Linked DNA regions of Homo sapiens: region 1 is linked to region 2. Evidence: chromatin contacts called from ENCODE Hi-C or POLR2A ChIA-PET data. All regions are on one chromosome and are shown on one strand. The core of a region is the stretch at or near the end of the contact, and the rest is flanking DNA. Distances in the headings are between cores, read along the strand shown. Region 1 holds the start of DSTYK (dual serine/threonine and tyrosine protein kinase). Region 2 holds the start of C1orf74 (chromosome 1 open reading frame 74).

What was found. A loop is a pair of places that touch in the nucleus more often than their neighbours do. ChIA-PET counts read pairs that join two places held with the same protein, here RNA polymerase II (POLR2A).
Region 1: a loop to region 2 is called in a map of CD8-positive, alpha-beta T cell, with 12 times the contacts of the local background. The contact joins the promoter of DSTYK here to the promoter of C1orf74 in region 2. A Hi-C loop is called at or near these places in 1 of 168 maps with a recorded cell type or tissue (CD8-positive, alpha-beta T cell). POLR2A ChIA-PET finds 5 or more read pairs at or near these places in 1 of 52 experiments (CD8-positive, alpha-beta memory T cell).

Annotation. Positions count from the first base shown.
Region 1 is chr1:205,208,970-205,215,331 of GRCh38, reverse strand. It overlaps DSTYK (dual serine/threonine and tyrosine protein kinase), which reads left to right and starts at 3,630. Exons shown (of 13, transcript NM_015375.3): 1 at 3,630-4,061. The coding sequence starts at 3,797. RefSeq lists a cis regulatory region at 1,172, an enhancer at 1,100-1,244 and silencers at 3,701-3,830, 4,251-4,300.
Region 2 is chr1:209,780,824-209,787,632 of GRCh38, reverse strand. C1orf74 (chromosome 1 open reading frame 74) reads left to right here and starts at 3,074. Exons shown (of 2, transcript NM_152485.4): 1 at 3,074-3,255; 2 at 3,924-6,809. The coding sequence starts at 3,999. The coding sequence ends at 4,808. IRF6 (interferon regulatory factor 6) reads left to right here. Exons shown (of 9, transcript NM_006147.4): 9 at 1-2,016. It overlaps TRAF3IP3 (TRAF3 interacting protein 3), which reads right to left. Exons shown (of 17, transcript NM_025228.4): 16 at 6,175-6,288; 17 at 5,323-5,577. The coding sequence ends at 5,485. RefSeq lists enhancers at 2,136-2,751, 2,936-3,195, 2,752-3,369.

The DNA of each region.
Region 1 (6,362 bases), core at 2,381-4,880, 4.6 Mb after region 2:
ACAGTGAACACTCAGTCACTCAACAAATATCTAACGAGTACCTACTAAGTGACAGGCACTATTCTAGGTGCTGGAGATACAGCAGTGAAACAAACAGCCAGACAAAAATCTCAGTTCTGATGTCAGTAACTTGGGTCTTTCTTCTTGGGCTGCTCATATTCCTTCATGATGACACTTTAAGTTTTATCTTTGGAGGGTAAACAGCTGGTAGCCAAAGATCTAGGAATTGAATGAAGAGGGTATCCAATATCCATACATTCACTTATCTCCCTGTTTATGCAGAGAGCTATTTAACCCTCTCTGGAGAATAAATACTTCAGTCTTGTTTTTCGGAGGGTGGGGTGGAAGTTGAAGATGAGGAAGTGACCTCAGGATTTAACTGCTCTTAAGCAACTATACTTCCACAATAGGCAGTGGGGGGACCTACTGTCACCAGTTTCTAAGACTTAGGGGATTCTTCAATATAAGGTTGGATCTCAACTTTATTACTTTGGGTTTAGGATTCAGGTTTCTTAGTTAAAACTTGCCCATTTGCTTTTCATCTTCCACTTTCTTTTTTGCTACCAACTCCTCTCATTATCCTGGCTTTGTGCTTTAAAAAATCCCATTACTGTCATTTTAATGGTGTTCTAGGAGGGAACAAAAGTAGATCTGTGTGTTCATCTTCATTAATTGTTTAACTCTCGACACTTTCAGGAAATACTTTTCTTTCTTTTTGAGACAGAGTCTGACTCTGTTGCCCAGGTTGGAGTGCAGTGTCATGATCTCGGCTCACTGCAACCTCCACCTCCTGGGTTCAAGCAATTCTGCTGCCTCAGCCTCCCTAGTAGCTAGGACTACGGGTGCATGCCACCACATCCAGCTAATTTTTGTATTTTTAGTAGAGACAGGGTTTTGCCCTGTTGGCCAGGCTCGTCTCAGACTCCTGACCTCAGATGATCCACCCGCCTCAGCCTCCCAAAGTGCTGGGATTACAGGCATGAGCCACTGCACGTGGCCAGGAAATACTTTTCTTTTGTTTGGTTTTTGTTTTTTTGAGACAGAGTCTCACTCTGTCGCCAGGCTGGAGTAGAGTGGTGCAATCTCAGCTCACTGCAACCTCCGCCTCCCAAGCCTGAGCGATTCTCCTGCCTCAGCCTCCTGAGTAGCTGGGACAACAGGCATGCGTCACTACGTCCAGCTAATTTTTGTATTTTTAGTAGAGACGGGATTTCATTATGTTGGCCAGGATGGTCTCGAACTCTTGACCTCATGATCCACCCACCTTGGCCTCCCAAAGTGCTGGGTTTACAGGTGTGAGCCACTGTGCCCAGCCAGGAAATACTTTTCTATACCAACTTAAACCCTCTCTTCTTACCGTTCAAAACTTTATTTTCTCCATTTGTCCTTTGAATTAGATATTTGAAGAAAATATGTATTTTAATTGGTAAGTTATTATGATTTACAAAGGGCTCATTGTCACTTGCATTTTTTAAGATTTTAAATAGCAAAAAATTATTGCCTTTCTCAACAGATCAAAAATAGGTATGAGATATACTTACACATATTCAAAATGATGTACATAGATTAGTTCTTGCAGTATTGTTTTTAATATCAAAAGACTGCAAAAAACCTAAAGGTCCGCCAATAGAAGACTTGTTAAATAAAACATGCCAATCCATGTGGTAGTATGTTACACAGTTAAAAAGAATGAAACAGACCTTTATGTTTTGGTACAGAAGTCTGCAAGGCCATAATCAAATATGTATTACGTATGCTATCATTTGTATTTAAAATACATGCATACACATATATAAATACATATATAGGATCTATTTATACATGATTTATATCTACAACAGTGGTTGCCTCCTGGGAGGGGAACTAGGTGACTGGGAGGTGAACAGAAAAACTAAGAAAGACTTAGTTTTTCCTTATATATCCTTTGCACCATTTGAATTTTATACCACATTCGTGTATTACTTATTTTGAAAATAAATGCAAAGTACTAAGGAATAGTTTTTAAAAGGGTGGGCTTTGTGATATTTACCTGAAATAATGCCCTCTCTGATTACTTCCACCTATCTAAATTTTGCCCCTTCTTCAAGATAGATTCCTTTTCTGGATAACTCCAGCTTGAGTGCTCTTATCTGATCTCCTGTGCTAGAAATTCGTGTGTGTGGCAAATCATTACACATTGCTTTCTTACAGCTCTTCTATTTTAAAAATAGTATCTACTTTGTATTAAAATTCCCATTTTTAATTTTCATTTCTATTTTACTGAACCTTTGGGGATTGCATGGGGAATATAATCTTGCAAAAGAAGAATGGCTGATGGAAAATACGTGACCAAGTAAAAGGCAGAAGGGGGAGTGGGTAAATGGGAAGGAGCATGAGGCTCCCTCCTTGCAGTCAGCCCTCACAGACATTTATCAAATACAGATTCATTTGAATTAGTGACCCCTTTTTATAAAATGCTAATGCCCCTGGAAAGGTAAGGCCTTCACATCTTACAACAATTAATCCAAATATCACGACATCATTTGGCTAAGAACACCTGGGTGTTCTGCGATGAGAGGTCAGGAGAAGTAAAATTTCTGAAGCAGGACTCACAAAAATTTAAAACCAAAAGGGCTTAAAGATCTGCCATTCTAAACCCTTACTTTATAGAAGATGAAACGGGGTCTTGCCCGAGATCACAATGCAAGGTATAGGAAGAGTCCAGATCCAAACTCAAATCTCCTCTTAATTTCAGTCAAGGAACTACATCATGTAGCCTATCAGAGAAGAAGTCTGGCCTAGGTAAAAGACGGTGTCTTTCTATAGCAAGAAAGATACAGATGGGCTCTGTGCCTGGTGAAGAGGGGAGAGATAATTCAGGAAGCACAAAAGAGGTGACGTCAAGTTTTGCCCCCTTTGTAATTGTGTCCAGGAGTCTGTGACTGTGTGTGTCAATGAAAGTCCTCCATATTAGCAGAAACCAAGTTAAGATAATCAGAAATAGTTTGGAAGGCTACAAACCTCAACTTCCCCTTACCCAGTCCGGTCTCCCTACTTCAGGAACCCACTGAAGTTCAGCTTACAGCTCTTGTTGATCCTTTCACACCCTTCCTTTCCAAGTCTGGAGAAGGAAAGTTGGAAAAGGGGAACGCAATGCAAATATAAGAGATTTCCCTATTTCCAGGGTACTTTCAGCCGATTTCCAGGGTACTTTTAGCCGATTCCCCAGTATCTACTGTATCCGAAACACTAGAGAGCCACTTAGGGTAGCCATGGAGATGACTGTCTTCAGTCTTGTTTCCTTCCTTTTCTCTACTATTAACATCTTTCGCTACGATTTCGGTAAGGCCCCCCCACTTCTGCTGGCACTCAGGTCCTGCAGCTCCTCCCTCTCCTCAGGGACGCTCATAGAGGGATTAGGAACACTTTTTAAAATGAAGAGAGCGCGAAAACACAAGAACGAGTGAGGGTTTTCTCCAAAAGGGATCAGTCCCATCCACAGCCTCCCCTTCTCCAGCCTTGAGGTTTTGGCGTTTGGTCCCAGCCCGGACTGCAAGTCCCAGGAGACCCCGCGGCGAGGGTGTCCTCCAGCGATCCTTCCCTCACGCTTCTGGATAGTGGAGAGAAAGGTTCCGATAGCGGCGCACTGCGGTTTGGTTTGTTTGCAACGGCAGTGACGGAGGTTGGGAGCCAGGCTGACTGCAGGCGGGGGCGTCAGGAGGCGGATTCCTCCTCCCTTCGGCACTGGGGGGCGGGGAGGAGGGAGGCCGGGCCTGCGGCCGGGGACCGAGCCGCAAAGACAGAGCGGGCAGAGGCGATGGAGGGCGACGGGGTGCCATGGGGCAGCGAGCCCGTCTCGGGTCCCGGCCCCGGCGGCGGCGGAATGATCCGCGAGCTGTGCCGGGGCTTCGGCCGCTACCGCCGCTACCTGGGACGGCTGCGACAGAACCTGCGCGAGACCCAGAAGTTCTTCCGCGACATCAAGTGCTCCCACAACCACACTTGTCTCTCCTCCCTCACGGGCGGCGGCGGGGCCGAGCGCGGCCCTGCAGGCGATGTCGCCGAAACCGGGCTGCAGGCGGGTAAGGAGGGCAGCCCGGAGGGAGAGAGGGCAGGAGAGGCAAATCGGAGGACGGACCGCACCCCTGCCCTGCAAAACAAGCCCGAGTCTTCTCGGGCAGGCGGAAAGGGGCAGTCGTGTCGTGTGGCCGGGTCCCCGGGCATGGGCCGGCCGGATCTGGGATACCTTGGGAGGGCATCCTTCTGAGGAGGGGAGGAAGGGGCCCGCTGGGGGACCGGGAGCCAGGGGCAACCGAGGGCCGGAGTTCCCGGAGCGGGACCCCGGGGACCGGGGTGTGCGCTGACGGACCTGGGGCGGGCCGGCGTTCGGAGAGGGTAGCAGTTAATCCGAGGAGTGGGGAAAGTTGCTCTGAGTTGGGGGCGGGCGCGTGCGCCGTTGTGGGTCAGAGCCCCAGTTTAGAGATGGAGCAGAGGCGGCAGCGAGTCCCGGGAGTCCGAGGAGGCCATGGGACTGTAGTCGGGTGTGTGGGTTTGATGATGTATGTGAAATGTGTTCACACCAATCATGAGGCAGCTCTGTGAAGAGGGGACATTCTCTAAATAGGGTTGGGGGTCGCCAGAGGAAATCATATCTGATGGGTGCCACGGAATTGCCAGAGATGTTGCTCATGCTTAAGGTGAAGAAGAGAGGGAAGGGATCATTTTGGTCCTGAGCCAATGGAGAACTAGCTACTCTTGTTCTTTCTTGCATGATTCTTTCTAGGATGTGCCAGAGGCCCCCAAACACTTAAAATCGTGCAGTCTTTAATCTTTCCTAACGTCTTGCTTCCTTTTAAACTGCTGTTGGTGGGGAACTGGAGGATTTGTTAACTACTGCGTCTAATTAGGAAATAACTTTAGATTGGAAGGGAGAAGGGACTGACATTCCACGTAGATAGATATCTTGGGGACAAAACAGCAAAGAAGTCTGTGGGTTTAATTTAGTGATTCTCAAACTAAAGTGTGTATTAAACTCACCCCAGGGGCGTATTAAAAATGCCATGTCTCGTGCTCTAGCTCATAAATTCCTATTGAATAGGTGTGTGAAGTGGGTCCTAAGAATCTAATTTAACATGAAAAGACCCTGAAGAGGCCGGGCGCGGTGGCTCACGTCTGTAATCCCAGCACTTTGGGAGGCAGAGGCGGGGCGGATCACTTGAGGTCAGGAATTCGGGACCAGCCTGGCCAACATGGTGAAACCCCGTCTCTACCAAAAATATAAGAAACTAGCCAGGTGTGGTGGTTGAGGCCTGTAATCTCAGCCACTGGGGAGGCTGAGGCAGGAGAATCGCTTGAAACCAGGCGGCGGAGGTTGCAGTGAGCAGAGATTGTGCCACTGCACTCCACCCTGTGCGACGGAGCAAGACTCTGTCTCAATAATAATAATAATAATAATAATAGTAATAATAAAAGACACTGGGGAAGGTGATGCAGGTGGTCCGTTAAAATACTTTCAGAACCATGAATTTAGATGCTCATAGCAAATTTGAACACAAGGCTTAGAACTGGATGAATTGTTCTGACTTTGCGTGTTAGGTCTTATATTCCCAAAGTTTTGCGCTTAATATCCTACATCCGACTGGGAATCCAGAAATGGTGATAAAAATAAGATACTAAGATCATGACAGTATCAGAAAAACTAGTAGTTTCAGAAAAACTAGTCATCCCCCTCCTTTTATGTTACAAGGTAAAATAAGGCTTTTTAAATTCCTATCCAAACCAACTAAATGGAACGGTATCATTTAGGACCCTGTCATGATCTTAGTATCTTATTTTTATCACCATTTCTGGGGATGACTAGTTTTTCTGAAACTAGTCTTTGACATCTTACGTCCAGAAATATACTGTCCTGGAATGGACTTGTAGAGAGAACCAGTATCTGTGAGGCTACCAGAAAACAGCTGATGGGAAGGGCTAATGTTTTCTGAGACGATCCCCAGAATGTGTACTTTCACCCGCACCCATAACAGTGCTTTCCAGAGGTGTCTCCTGCTCGGAAGTTTCTCTCACAGCTTATCTTAAAAAGCCCTTTATTGCTGTTTTTATTTTAAAACAACTATTTATTTTAGACTTGCTTCTAAAACAAAGAGAATTGATTAACCTCAGAGAGATGGAGGTTTTCAAGGCACTTTGGTTGGCTGTTGTTTTTATTCTTTAAAAAACAACTTAAGACATACAAATATACCTTTGCATTTCACTTCATTGGCTTTTCCAGTTGACTGCATCATGAACTGATCTTTGCGTATTTAACTCTCTTCACCATCGGGAGTCTGTCCATCCCAGATAAAAACCTGGGAGGGTGCAGATGGCAGGAGTGGGAGCAA
Region 2 (6,809 bases), core at 1,825-4,324:
GTGTGTGTTGGGGGGGCGGCAGGGAGAGGGGGTAGGTGACAGTATGTGACTCAGGTGTTAGCTTTAAGAGGAAAGAGCTCTATTTTTCTTGTTTTCTTCTCTGAGCTAGACTGAGCTGGGGATCTAAGATGTACTTCTCTGACTACAAAAGGGACAGTATCATTTAGATTTTTTGCAGTTGGAAGAAATGGGTTGTTGAGTGTGTTAAGGCTGGGATGAAGAAGGGCTGGGCAGTACTCTTCTGGAAAGGCTCACCTAGCACGAACCTGCTTGTCTCCCTTACTAGTGGAGGTATCTGAGTGTGAACAGTGAAGGTAAAGAGTGGTATAGAACAATGCAGCTGTATCTGTCACAAACTGGTCTTATCTAGAAACATCTGCTGAGTCTCTAACCCTTTCAGCTTTCTCTTCTTTTTTGAGACAGAGTCTTGCTTTGTTGCCCAGGCTGGAGTGCAGTGGCAAGTCACCACTTACTGCAGCTTTAAGCTCCTGGGCTCAAGCAATCGTCCTGCCCCAGCCTCCTGAGTAGTTGGGACAACAGTCGTGCACTATGATGCTTGGCTAATTTTTTTTTTATTTTTGTAGAGATGAGGTCTTGCTATGTTGCCCAGGCTGGTCTTGAACTCCTGGGCTCAAGCAATCTGGGACCTAAATGGCAAATAAGATGCTAATCTGTGGTTGCAAGCCCCAGTCCTCTTGAATAGTGATGCCTATCTGTCTGTGTCGGGACATAGTAAGGAAGCCCATGTCTAGTCTGGTACCTTTAAACCAGGCCATCTCCAACTTTTCAAAATGACTCAAAAGTTGAGCTAGCCTTATTTTAAAAACTAAAAGTTCAAAATCAGTGGTGACATGAGGACTTATTTATTTAAAGTGCTTAAGCCTTGGTTTTAGAGTTTCTAAGAGACCTAGTGGAATTTGCTATTATGAAAAGCATGAAAAGATTAAGAAACCTGGCTAAAGGTCAGGTGCCCAGCTTCGAGGAAAAGTTGGGCTTTTAGGGACCGGGAAGCATTAAAGGCACAGAAACTTTACATTTTGGGGGTCATTTTGTTGAGTAGGTGAAGTGAGGGATTTGGGCTTGATATTTGGCTGCCCCATCTCTACGTGGGAACTCAAAGTTAAAAACCCACTGTAGGTAAATTAGAAGGGCAGCTCTTGAATCTGGGCCAGTCTATATCCCTTCTGTGAAGTGCTAACAGCCAGGCTATCTGTAGCCTGGGTGGGAGCCCAGATAATGTGAGCTGGTAAAGGGTATTGGAAAAGTGCCAAGAAATGCCAAGCTTTTGGTTCGTAACCACTATAAAAAGTTTATGAACATGTCAGAGGAATGGATGAGTGATTTGTGAGGTCTTAACTAGATACCCCGGTTTCTTCCTTGTTTTGGCTTCTTTTCAGAATGCCGGGAGAGTACATGCAGGGATTCCATCTAATCACCCTCAGCACTCTTTCTCTGGTCCTGCTGGATAGATTTAGATTTCCTTTCTTTTTTTAGGGCCTCAGTCTGCTATCTCCTTTGGTGGCTACCACCACTCACTCCCTTGATATCTTCTACTCCCTTGCCTTCACCTTGCTTAAGACTGAGAAGGGAGTTAGATTTTGTCACTAGCTCTTCTTTTTCCTCACTGTGTACCCCACCAAACAAGATTAGTTCAAGTTAAAAAGAACCTACTGGAGGTAAACTGGGAGAGCAAGTGTTGGATCTGGGCTGGTCCCTTTCCCATAAAATTAGGTCCCTGGTTGTATGTTCCCATAGCACCCCATACTTCCTCTCTCAGAATAATCATTTCCCTTGTAATGCTCAGCATCCGCATCCTGCTTGACTGCAAACTTGCTGAAGGTAGGGACTGTTTGTCTTGGACTTCGCTGCCAGTCCTTAGAACAGTGTCTGGGACACAGTGTGTTCTCAAATATTTGTTGCTGGAATAAATGAATGAACTAAATCAGTCTTTTAGGGATTTACTGTTAACCACCATGGGAAAATTAAATAAATGCGGGGAAGGAAAACGTTCTAAAATTAGAAGACTACTTTCTACTCTCAGCTTCTGATTCCCTCTGAGCTAAGAACCAGACAGCCTTAGGCTGGTAACTCCTATAAGCTGGTCCTCCTCCCATGCTGACCCCATCTTTACTGTACAATTCACTTTTCATGGACTGAAGGCACCACCAAGATAGATCCAGGAGTGACAACTCCAGTGTAGGTGTCCACTGTTCCCTTAATCTCTGTCCTGCTCCAAGTATAAATAAATTGGGGCCATTTCCTTAGATATTGGGGTTTTCTCAAGAAATCCTTTCCCTTCGTGGCATGGGTCAAATCGCTGGTAGTTAAAAAGGTGTTAACTCTTACGTGAAATAACACTTTTTCTTTGTAATGACCTGACTGGAAAGCCTCTGTGTCATCACTTCTCATTTCTTATTTGAAATCAGCAAACTGGATTCAGTAGACATGAACTTAAGCCCCATGAAAGTGGGGGTTTTGTCTGTTTTGCTCACTGCAGTACCTCCAGGGCCTAGCAGCATGACTGGCACATATTTGTTCAAAGTGAATACTCACACCTTCACACCCTCCCTAGAGAGCTGTTGTAGGCCTCTCAAATGTAGGATTTAGGGAAGTCAAGTTAAAAAAAATTAAAACGTTTCAGCACCACCCACAGGTGAGGCTATTCTGCAAAATATGTTGTCTTGAGGTATGTTTCGTCTGGACAAAACGTATTTCCACAGACACAAATCAAAGGTGTTTATTAACTGCTGTGTGCCCTGTTTCTGGATTCCCAGTCAAGTGGGACACCAGACGTCATAACACAGGGAGGACGTTCGGCGAAGCAAAATGAGGGCAGCAGCGGGAAACCAGTTTCACCAGGTTCCGCCTTTTCTCGTTTACTTCCGCCCTTCCCAGTTCCTAAGCCGACAGATGGGGCCGCGTTCAGTCTGGCCGGAAAGGGCGGGCCGCACGGTGGCCCAAACTTCCGGCGCGCAGTAAGGCTGCCTAGCTAGTGATTCTAACGCGAGGCGCGCGAGCGGCTGGATGACGTCACGGAATGGGGGGAAAGAGGGCGGCACTCGAGTGGGTGCGCATGCGCAAGAAGGTGCCTGCGGGACTGGAGCAGAGCGGGCTGCGAGGGTCTTCCCAGCGCAGGCGGGTTTTCCAGTGTTACTTGCGGCTGGGCGTGGGGGACTAGCTGCCTTTCTGGCAGCAGGCAGGAAGCCGCAAAAAGTTTCTGAGCCCCCGAACCTGTAGCGGACGTGGAAAAAGAACGTATGTGAGACAGACTTATGCCTCATTTAGCAAATCACTATAACATGCTCTGGTGTGGGGTGTGTGGATCGGAGAAATCTCATCTTCCGAGGGTCCTTGATGTCGGACAGAAAGGGAAGGCGGGGCCAGCAGAAGTTAAAATACTACCCTTCTGCAGTTCTAGTGGATTTCATTCATTCATTTTTATGTGTCAGGGTGAGATGGTTGTTAGTCCACATTCTGGTGTATATTAATCAAATTACTATTCTTATAACTATTCTCTGGCGGGAAGAGTAGGGGAGTTGTCAGTGGAAAGGATACATTTGGAACTTGGAGCTCTGTCCCAGAAGGGCTTTTGGGCGAAATGCTGTGAATTTTGCCAAACACTGCCCCGCCTCCGCCTCTGCCCCAAATTCCCTACGGTTTGAACCAGAGAACGTAATTTGCAACAGGTGAAATTTAGAATAAAAGCCAGAGGGAATATAAATCTAGCTATAAGGCTAGAAAAACACACGAATTTATGATTGAGGGAGACCAAGTCAACCAGAAAAATCAAGCAGCATCGGTGAAACTATCTTGTCTGGGCTGGGTCGCCATTTCAAAGCAGGGAGGGACAGAATAACCTTTGGAAGATACCGCGATTTAACAGGAAGGCTGTTAATAATTCCCTGCTCCTGCTTTGTTTCTAGGCCCCTCCTCAAGTGTCTGGCTGAAAGATGCCACCCAGGGAAGGGAACTCGGGCTAGCTAAGGAGGCCATTCTTGATGTTGCTTCTAGATCTCATGTCATCACCGAGCCCTCAGCTGCTGGTGGCAGCTGCTCAGCAGACCCTTGGCATGGGAAAGAGACGGAGTCCACCCCAAGCCATCTGCCTTCACTTAGCTGGAGAGGTGCTGGCTGTGGCCCGGGGACTGAAGCCAGCTGTGCTCTATGATTGCAACTGTGCAGGGGCATCAGAGCTCCAGAGCTATCTGGAGGAGCTGAAGGGGCTTGGCTTCCTGACTTTTGGACTTCACATCCTTGAGATTGGAGAAAACAGCCTGATTGTCAGTCCTGAGCATGTATGTCAGCACTTGGAGCAGGTGCTGCTTGGTACCATAGCCTTTGTGGATGTTTCCAGCTGCCAGCGTCACCCTTCTGTCTGCTCCCTGGACCAGCTTCAGGACTTGAAGGCCCTCGTGGCTGAGATCATCACACATTTGCAGGGGCTGCAGAGGGACTTATCTCTAGCAGTCTCCTACAGCAGGCTCCATTCCTCAGACTGGAATCTGTGTACTGTATTTGGGATCCTCCTGGGCTATCCTGTTCCCTATACCTTTCACCTGAACCAGGGAGATGACAACTGCTTAGCTCTGACTCCACTACGAGTATTCACTGCCCGGATCTCATGGTTGCTAGGTCAACCCCCAATCCTGCTCTATTCTTTTAGTGTCCCAGAGAGTTTGTTCCCAGGCCTGAGGGACATTCTAAACACCTGGGAGAAGGACCTCAGAACCCGATTTAGGACTCAGAATGACTTTGCTGATCTCAGCATCTCCTCTGAGATAGTCACACTGCCGGCTGTGGCCCTCTGACTTTAACTCTCCTCCCATATAGAAGGTACTCAGTAAATGATCATCTCTAGGTTGGGGATGGCAAATAATCATCTCAACTGCCAATTCCAAGTGTCTTGAATACACTAAGGCACAATGCTGTAGATCAGTTGGCCACAAATGCAAAGGGCATGTAAATAGGTAATGGTGGTGCTAGTAGCAAATTGGTAGATAGTACATACTTGCCATTTCTATACTAGGAAGTCCTCTTAGTGGAGATGTTTTCATTTTCACTGGATAAAAGATAGAAGGAAGGAGATGATAGAGGAAAAGCAGGGTGATGGAAGACAAGCCAAACACTCTTGCATGGTAACCTTGTAAATATACCTGCTCTATGTGGGTGCTGCATGCTAGGAAAGTAGGGCTGGGGGCTTTTCTGCATGTTTATATGCCTCCAACTGAATTTGAGGAGAGTAGACCACCAGTATGCTTAAATATGTGATACTTGTTAATGTAATACACCATTCAGGAATAAACTGAGAGTTCTGAGGAACAATCTGGTCAGGTGAAGTTTATTTACAGTAGGTTAAGAAATTAATAAAAAGTCAGAAATCCTAAGTCAGTTGGAAAACCCAAGCTGTAATGTACCCAAACCTTCTGAGTTTTTCGCTGAGTTGCTTGCTTCTGATTTTCACCCAAGGCAGTTGTCACAAATTATTCAGATCATCAGGTTGTCTTTATTGGCCAGGAACACTGCCAGTGCTGCAGCAATCACCACCATCAGCACTGGGAGCCATCGCCCACATTGCCTCTGTAGGGGGACAGGGAGACAGAAGAAAGTGGCCATGAGTGGATTGGAAAAGATATAGGCAAAAATCTTTCTTCTTCCTACTCTAGCCCAGTGGAAAACGCTGGGTTGGTGGTGGAGAAAAAGCTTTTTACTCTGTCTCCCATTTTGTCACCTGTCTTGGGATAAAACCACTTAACCAATGTTCTCTGGCCCAGGGAGCCGTATCCATCAGGGACCAGATATATAAATACTGATATGAATAATGAAGGGTGGAAAATAACCCAGCAAAATTATATTCTTTCTTTGTATTCCCCAGTACTTTTGTGTCCTTCTGTTCTTGCCACCATGCTTATCATCGGCTAAAAGAACACCCTTTCATACTTTAGCTAAGAGTAAGTCTTTCCTTCTGGCATTGAGAGTTCTGTGAAAGTTGGGCTTTGATGGACGAGCCAGTGTTTTTTTCAATGGTTGCCATAATGTCAGTATAGTATAAACCAAGCACAGTGGGACAGGATGGCCAGTTGTTGGCGTGGGCTGATATATTTTATGTGCAAAACTTGGTTAAAGAAGGAATCGTCCCATCATCCAGGGCTTTATGGGAAGGAGAGACCCTCTTACTCTGGGAGGCAGCTGCTGGCTCTGGTTCAGCTCTTCTCGACAGTGCTGCAGCTTACGCAGGCAGGAGAGATACTCGTCACTGAGGTTGTCTAATTCTGAATGCAGTTCTCTGCACTGGGGAGAACATCACCAAAGTCATCACTGTCACTTCTGTCTAGGACAGAGCCCAGGCAGGGGAGACTGCCCTTTGTAAGTTTCACTCATTTGGAATTTTTACCACCATCTTCCCTTCCCAGCCATTCTCAGGGATTTGAGTTTGTCTTTTGACTGTCTTACATTGTCTGGAATGTGTTCATTTAAATGATTGACAGTAATGCATATTATAGTATTACATTTTATACATTTAAGTTCTTTTATATGACTTTACGTGCAAGTGCTTTGCAAATGAGAGACACCGAAAAATGAAGTTCTTATAGAACAAACGACCTAGAAGTGACCTTAGTACAAGTTTCTTTCCCAGGAGCTAGTTGCATATCAATACTTCTGGGGATGTGTATGTTTGTGAGTATGTACAAAGGAAGAGTTTTACTCTTTAAGAGACATATAAAGACTTAAGATACTCAATGTGGGACGACATATTGAGAAGTTAATATTTTTATTAAATGTGTTTGAGTTTTGGTCGACTTTCTAAAAGG